3 separate regions of the Homo sapiens genome follow, and all the other regions are linked to region 1. Evidence: chromatin loops called from intact Hi-C (ENCODE). Cell type or tissue: endothelial cell of umbilical vein. All regions are shown on one strand. Region 1 has its middle 8.7 kb from the start of BMPR1A. Region 2 overlaps SNCG (synuclein gamma). Region 3 overlaps BMPR1A (bone morphogenetic protein receptor type 1A).

Region 1 (2,500 bases):
TTTTCTTTGTTCCTTTTTTTTTTTTTGAGACAGAATCTCACTCTGTTGCCCAGGCTGGAGTGCAGTGGCGCGATCTTGGCTCACTGCAACCTCTGCCTCCTGGGTTCAAGAGATTCTCTTGCCTCAGCCTCTCAAGTAGCTGGGATTACAGGCGTGCGTCACCATGCCCAGCCAATTTTTATATTTTTAGTAGAGACGGGGTTTCACCATGTCGGCCAGGTTGGTCTTGAACTCCTGACCTCAGGTGATCTGCCCACCTTGGCCTCCCAAAGCGTTGGGATTACAGGCGTGAGCCACTGCACTTAGCTGAGATGCTGCATTTTCAATGCCAACCCCTCAATCCCTGCCCATTGTGTGCACTGAGACCATCAAGTGATTTTTTTATATATCCTTCATGTAGACCTGCACTGGCTAGTACATACAATAGCTGCTTGGCATGTGTGACTGTGTAAATTCTAAATTAGTTAAAAATAAATAAAAATCAAAATTCAGTTTCTCTGTTTAGCCATATCAAATGCTCAATAACCACATGAGATTAGGGGCTACTGTGTTGGAACAGGGAAGATACAGGACATTTTCATTTTCACTGAAAGTTCTATTAGACAGTGCTGGTGTAGATTCTGACCTGCTCAGCTCAGCCTTAAGAACAAAGTCTTGAGCCTAGCACGGTGGCTCACGCCTGTAATCCCAGCATTTTGGGAGGCTGAGGTGGGAGGATCACTTAAACCCAGGATTCGAGATCAGACTGGGCAATACAGGGAGGCCCTGTCTCTACAAAAATACAAAAAAATCAGCTGAATGTGGCAGTATGCACCTGTAGTCCCAGCTACCTGGGAGACTGAGGTGGGAGGATTGCTTGAGCCCAGGAGGTTGAGGCTGCAGTGAGCTGTGATCACACCACTGCACTCCAGCCTGGGTGACAGACAGCAAGACTCTGTCTTTAAAAAAAAAAAAAAAAAAAAAAAAAAAAAAAAAAAAAAAAGATAGCATTTTTTACCTCAAATAATGACAGAACGCAGAATATTTCTCAGCAATAAGAAAAGCCACCCCAAGAAGCAGCAAAGAGATGGGCTCACAGTCTCTGAAAAGGAAGTCAGTCATTAGCCACCTTCTGACATCCTAGCAATTAGCTGGTCTTGGGAGAAGAGCAGGTATCTCCAGAGAGGTGCCAAATAAATAGGATAAGAGACTATAAAAATGAAAAGCCTTTTGGCCTTTCATCACAGGATAATCCAATGCATGCGAATTAATGGTGAAAGGCTCAGTAATAGCCTTTGTGAGGAAATAGGAGCAGTGTAGCAGGATATCCTTTTTCCGCACTAAAGCACCCAATTCTTTCAATTTTATATACAGCGGAAGCAATTAATTGTACTAGAAAGAAATCCACAGCTGGCTTTTCCTGATGGCCTCATAAGCAACAAGCACTATTGTTCAGTTTCCGGGACAGATGTAAAGTCATTCTATTGCACTGCTGAGATTTTTCTGAATGTTTAGTTTGACTTCTCCAAAGATAACTTATGTGTTAACATCTAAAATTTGATTCGTCTTGTCATCACACATTTTCAGTATAAGCAACTGTCAAAAAGTTAATTTTTATTGTGCTATTGCACTCCAGCCTGGGCAACAAGAGTGAAACTCCATCTCAAAAAAAAAAAAAAAGTTAATTTTTGATTTGTAATATAATCCAGCACGTGACTTGATGCTGGTATTTTTTCCAAACGTTATGTGACTGAATCATGTTATTCACTTTTGTTTGTTTTACATGTTTACATGCAGTTGAACTGCACTGCCTCTGCTTTTGTGGTATCATCCACAGTGTGGCTATTCAGGAATCAGGCATAACAAGATTATACATCAAAAACTCAGAAATTTAACATTTCAAATGCTGGCCTGTATGGCATTGCTTCACCTTCTAGATGCATTAAAATACACCATATTTCATTAATTCTCAGATGCACATTTTTTTTGACATTTGAAACTTTCTGGAATTGCGATATCTTAATTAACGTGTCAGGGTTTAACTGGCAAGGTTTTTCTTCCTTAGTTGTACATAAAATAATGATGGATCTTATAATCAACAGTATCCATGCTGTTCTTTGGGTGGAAAAAACCCACAACGAAACAGTACCCTAGTTTTGATGACATATGGTATACATAGTTAAAATCTCATGAGTATGATGTGTTATTGCAAGTGTAACAACAGAACAACTCTTTATTTATTTTTTCTGAGACATGGTCTCCCTCTGTTGCCCAGGTTGGAGTGCAGTGGCATGATCACAGCTCACTGCAACCTCTGCCTTCTGGGCTTAAGGGGTCCTCTTGCCTCAGCCTCCCGAGTAGCTGGGATGACAGGCAAGTGCTACCATGCCTGGCTAATTTTTGTAATTTTTATAGAGATGGGGTTTTGCCATGTTGCCCCGGCTGGTCTGGAACTCCTGGACTCAAGCGATCTGCCTGCCTTGGCCTCCCAAAGTGCTAGGATTACAGGGGTGAGCCACTG
Region 2 (2,500 bases), 210 kb after region 1:
CGGGCAGGGGCTGGACCCTGGGTCTAGCCAGTGTCCCTACCTCAGGCCTGCTCTCTCTTGTCCCCCACATTCTGTCCTGTCCCCTTCCCATCCATCCACTTCTTCCAGACACAGCAGGAAGAGGCCCTCTGAAGGGGCCGCCGGCCCCCAGACACCATCCTTACCCCCCCACCGACCCCACAGTTTGTCCAGCTGTTCTGTTGTGTTTGTCCTGACCGCCCCCAACACCTCGAGGGAGGTCTGGGCTGACAGCTCCATTTCCTCCCCAGGAGCCAAGACCAAGGAGAATGTTGTACAGAGCGTGACCTCAGGTGAGAAGCCCCAGGGCCAGGGGACACATGGGGGATAGGACCCCTGGGGCTCCTGCATCCTAGTGCTGGGGCTCAAACCTAGAGTCCTGCCTTACCCCCAACTGGGGTCCCAAGCCCTACAGACCCCTGCAGACCATGAGGCTAAACTAGGGTGGGCGTCTCCTTACCCCCACCAGCATCAGAGGTGCCCTGGAGTCAGAGGGAGCAGGGGAGGGTCCCAGCAGGGCCAGGGCTCTGAGCTCCTGGGAAGGGGCTGCGAGCCTGACTCCAGCAGGCCTGCCTTGGGGCTGGGGCTGGGGTGGAGGCCAGCCAGTGTCCTCCCATAGTGGCCGAGAAGACCAAGGAGCAGGCCAACGCCGTGAGCGAGGCTGTGGTGAGCAGCGTCAACACTGTGGCCACCAAGACCGTGGAGGAGGCGGAGAACATCGCGGTCACCTCCGGGGTGGTGCGCAAGGTGAGCCCCGGCCCTCAGACCTGCCCAGTCCTCTCCTGGGCCCAGAAAGGCTGCTGGGCGGAGGCGGCATCACTCCACTCCACACCCCAGGAAACAACACGGGGGGCTGCGGCTGGCTTCAGTTTCAGTACCCACTGAGCGCCGGCATGGGGTGGGGTCCATGCTTGCTGTTCGACCTGCATTCGGGTCTGGAATCACCACAACCACCCCTTCGGGGGACTTGGGAGCCCATCTCATAGACAAGGAAAGTGAGGCTCAAAACCACATCTTCCGGACGGCTCTCAGCACTTAGGAGACACCCCATTTTATAAGTGAAAACAGGATCCCACACGGTGACAGGCAGCCTCCCGGGCAGTGGTCACCAGGCCGGGGGCTGAGTAGCACCAGCCCCGCCCCCAGGGCCTAGCCTCCCTCCCTGGGCTGGGCGGGGCAGCTGCCTCCTGCTGGGAGCCTCAGGGAAGTAGCGTCCCCTAGTGGTAAGAAAGCAGTGCTGCTTCTGACCCTACCCTCTGCAGCTGCCTTTGTGTGTGTGTGCACGTGTGTTGAGTGAGCATGTGGGTGCATTTGTGAGAATGTGTGGGTGTACATGCGTGTGAATGTACACATGCGTGTGCGGCCCAATAGCAGACAGCACAGGAGCAGTGGGGCGCACCCCAGGGACGGGTGTTGGCTGGGTGAGCTGTCCCAGCACCTGTGACACAGCAAGCTCTGCTTTACGCATTGTACGCTTATTAGTTCATTTAATAGACACAAAATCCATGAGACGGTGTGGAAACTAAGGCCCAGAGAGATTAATGTGCCCAAGGTCCCATGGCTAGTTCATGTGAGCTTGGAATTCCCCTGAGCAGCCTGTACTCTGAGAGACCCTGTGGCAGTGTAAGTGGTGGCCTGGGCTAGGATTCCTACCTGGGGGTGGGGCGGGGGAGCAGTGTCCAGCTCTCCTACCTGCTCCAGGCCTCCTAGGTGGTGGAGTCTGAGGCTCTGAGCACTGAGAATCCCTGCGTTAGGAGTGGGTGGGTGGAAGGGTGGGGGCTGCCCTACTCCTCTTGGCTCTGGGGCGATGCCCAGGTGTCTGCTTCCAGGGCCAGCACAGGGTCTCCATGTCCTTGGAGCTGGCAGCCGCTCCCTCTCCTAGTTCCCCTTTCTCGTCGTATGACCTTGAGAAGCAAAGGAACCTCTCTGGGCCTCCGTGTTCTCATCTGCAAGATGGGGGTGAGAGTGTCGGCCTCCCTGGGCTGTGTGATGAGGCAGGGCCATGACCTCCATGAAGCAATTCTCCTGGTCTATGTGAGCACCCAGCAGAGGAAGGTGACCATCATCATCATCATCATCATGTGTCCCAGGCAGAACACATAGAGCCCCAGGGGGCTCCTCCCTCCTCACCCCCAGCAAAAGAGGCCCTGGGGTGAGGGTGCCCGGGCATTCCTTGTGAATCCCGGAGCAGGGCTAGTGAGCCCTTGGAGCCACCTCGAGGGAGACTCATTTCCTGGTGACACCCCAAAACCAGTCACGACTCATCTCCCAGTGAACTGTGAAAGGCCTCAGCAGGGACTATCTGACCACTCATACCCCTGGCCTCATCATCAGCCTTAGGGCAGCAGGACTCAGCAGGTGGCCACCTGCCCTGCCCCTGGATAGCCTGGCCGACTCCCGCCAGCACAGCACTGCCCTTTTATGCCCCACTCCGCCAAGGGGCAGGATGGCCCTGGGGCAACACAGAGGTGACAGTATCCCC
Region 3 (2,500 bases), 120 kb after region 1:
AAATTAATAATTCAACGGCAAGAACACTGTTTCCATAGGACTCCAGCATTGGAAGGGATAACGTAGATTATTTAGTCTAGGGCCAGGCGGTGGTGGCTCACGCCTGTAATCCCAACACTTTGGGAGGTTTAGGCGGGTGGATTGCTTGAGTCCAGGAGTTCGAGATCAGTCTGGGCAACATGGCAAACCCCATCTCAACAGAAAATACAAAATTAGCCAGGCTTGGTGACACGTGCTTGTGGTCCCAGCTACTCAGGAGGCTGAGGTGGGAGGATTGCCTGGAGCCCAGGAGGCAGTGAGCTGAGGTTGTACCACTGCACTTCAGCCTGGGCAACAGAGTGAGACTCTGCCTCCAAAAAAAAAAAAAAAATTTAGTCCAGTCTCCCTTTCTATCATGTTGGTCATGTCTTTGACAAAGATGCTCTCAAACTTTATTCCTTATGTACTCTGTGAGCAAAGTCCCTGGGTTCTTTTGGTTGTATCTCAAGTGGAGTGGTTGCTATGTCCTTTGCATTCCTGTCATTCTTCTCTCAAGTGCTTAGGAGGCCTGGCCAGGTGGAATACAGTAAGATGGTTGTCCTGTTTGATTACAGCAGCATTTCCCTTCATTCTCAGACTGCATGCATGTCTTAGGAGTTGTCATCAATACCAATACGTATTGAGCTCGTAGTCAGGGAAGATTTGATGGCTGTTCTCCATACAAGTTATCACAGCTTTTTTTGTCTATAAAAATTTCTTGCAGATTGAATTGTTATGGATAGCACCTGTTAGTGACTTCCTTTGCCAGGTTGGCAAGTGTGTTGTAAACATGGATGAGAGGAGGAAACTTCTATTTAGCACCTACTATGTACCAGGCTCTCCTAAATAGTTTAAAATGTGTATTTACATTATATAATATATATAAAATCAGGCAGGGAAGTATAGGATAGTTGTTAACATGTAGAATCTGGAATCAGACCTCCTTGATTTTAATTATGACTCTGCCACTTAACCTGTTGTGTGATCTTTGATAAGTTCCTTAAAGTCTACTTGCCTGTTTCTTCATCTGTAAAATTAAAATAATAATTTAACCTTTAAATAAGTTGGTTGATGGTTTGATAACTTAATATATGCAAAGCATTTATGACTACTGGCACATAGAGGTTAATATGTGTTAGCTATTATTTTATATGAGTTCCTTAAGTTTAAAAATATTTAAATTTATTTAATTTTTTATTTTAAAAATTATTTTAAATATGTGTTTGCTGTTATCTCATTTGGTTCTCAAAATAACTGTCAGTTAATAAATATCATTCCAGATTTGTTTGTTTGTTAAGATGGGGTCTTGCTGTGTTGCCAAGGCTGGAGTGCAGTGGCTCTTAACTGTTGTGATCACAGTGCATTGTAGCCTGGAATTTCTGGGCTCAAGTGATCCTGTTTGAGCCCAGGATTACAGCTGAGATTACAGGCGGTCACCACCACAGTTGGCCTCATTCCAGTTTTAAAGATGAGGAAACTAATTCAGAGAGGTTAAGTTAAAGGCAGATCCAGAATTTGAACTTATGCCAGGGTAGCAGGGTCGTGGATGTTTTTGCGGAAGGAACTCACACACAGTCCTTTCCTCTGAAAGGGAAAGCACTTAGAGTCTCACGGCCAGCCAGCTCTGCAGGGTGCCTTGGTTGTGGCTCTAATGAGACAAGGCCACATATTAGCTTTAAATAAACCAATGAGGAAACAGTGACAATGAAAGATGTAACAAGGCATAGCGGTCAGTCTCCTGCCCAAGACTGTGAGTTCCTTGCAGCAGGAACAACCATACTCATATTTGTATTTCTGGTACCTAACACTGGGTCGGTAATACGTACTCCAGATGCAGGCCAGTTGCAGTGGTTCACACCTGTAATCTCAGCACTCTGGGAGGAGGCCAAGGCCACAGGATTGCTTGAGGCCAGGAGTTTGAGACCAGCCCAGGCAACATAGCGAGACCCACCGCCCCCACCCCTATTAAATTAAAAAAAAAAAAAAAGATGTTGTTGGTGAATAAGTGAGTAAATTAATAAGTGAAAATTTGGGGAGGGGTGGAGACCTAGCAAGGGAGGCAGGACCAAAGCCAGGGTTTCTGGCATGGTATCCACTGGAGAGTGGTAGCCAGTGGAGGAGCAAGAAAGAAAGGTGTGGGTTTGATTTAGACAGGTGGAGTGTGATTCTAGTAGAAATATTTAGTGGGAAAATTGAAATGAGGAAGAGAGATTAGGATTGGAAATACACTGGAAACTTCTCTTGAATTGGAAACCTGGAACATATATCCTTAGAATGACAGTTGAATTATTTCAAGAAGTTTTCAAAGAAATGCTGTTAAATCATGTGGCAGACATTATTCTATAGTTATTTTAGACTTTACATCTTTTTCTCTCAGCATTATGTAATGGGAAACAATTTTATATTACAGAAATAAGAGATTGCAGGGATTTTTAGAACTAAGCTACATATAACATACACGTGTAAATGATACCTCACTGTA

The links. Hi-C counts contacts between places; a loop is a spot of excess contacts. Peaks named below come from ENCODE experiments on the same cell type or tissue, not always from the same donor. Only the 100,000 strongest peaks of a DNase experiment are listed, where the experiment ranks them.
Region 2: a loop joins it to region 1, with 2.4 times the contacts of the local background. A loop is called at or near these places in 3 of 110 quality-filtered maps.
Region 3: a loop joins it to region 1, with 4 times the contacts of the local background. A loop is called at or near these places in 16 of 110 quality-filtered maps.

Annotation. Positions count from the first base shown.
Region 1 is chr10:86,746,644-86,749,143 of GRCh38, forward strand. No RefSeq gene overlaps it. Among named protein-coding and RNA genes, the nearest start is that of BMPR1A, 8.7 kb to the right of the region's middle. In endothelial cell of umbilical vein, no CTCF peak of the experiment used is centred here; a DNase peak (open chromatin) is centred at 1,358; H3K27me3 peaks cover 326 bases.
Region 2 is chr10:86,959,364-86,961,863 of GRCh38, forward strand. It overlaps SNCG (synuclein gamma), which reads left to right. Exons shown (of 5, transcript NM_003087.3): 2 at 270-311; 3 at 638-765. Among named protein-coding and RNA genes, the nearest start is that of SNCG, 2.0 kb to the left of the region's middle. RefSeq lists enhancers at 1-125, 1,326-1,926. In endothelial cell of umbilical vein, a CTCF peak has its summit at 1,245 (motif pointing left); a DNase peak (open chromatin) is centred at 1,228; H3K27ac peaks cover 1,075 bases.
Region 3 is chr10:86,871,449-86,873,948 of GRCh38, forward strand. All of the region lies in intron 2 of BMPR1A (bone morphogenetic protein receptor type 1A), which reads left to right. Among named protein-coding and RNA genes, the nearest start is that of MMRN2, 85 kb to the right of the region's middle. RefSeq lists enhancers at 255-816, 1,464-1,583. In endothelial cell of umbilical vein, no CTCF peak of the experiment used is centred here; a DNase peak (open chromatin) is centred at 1,543; H3K27me3 peaks cover 436 bases.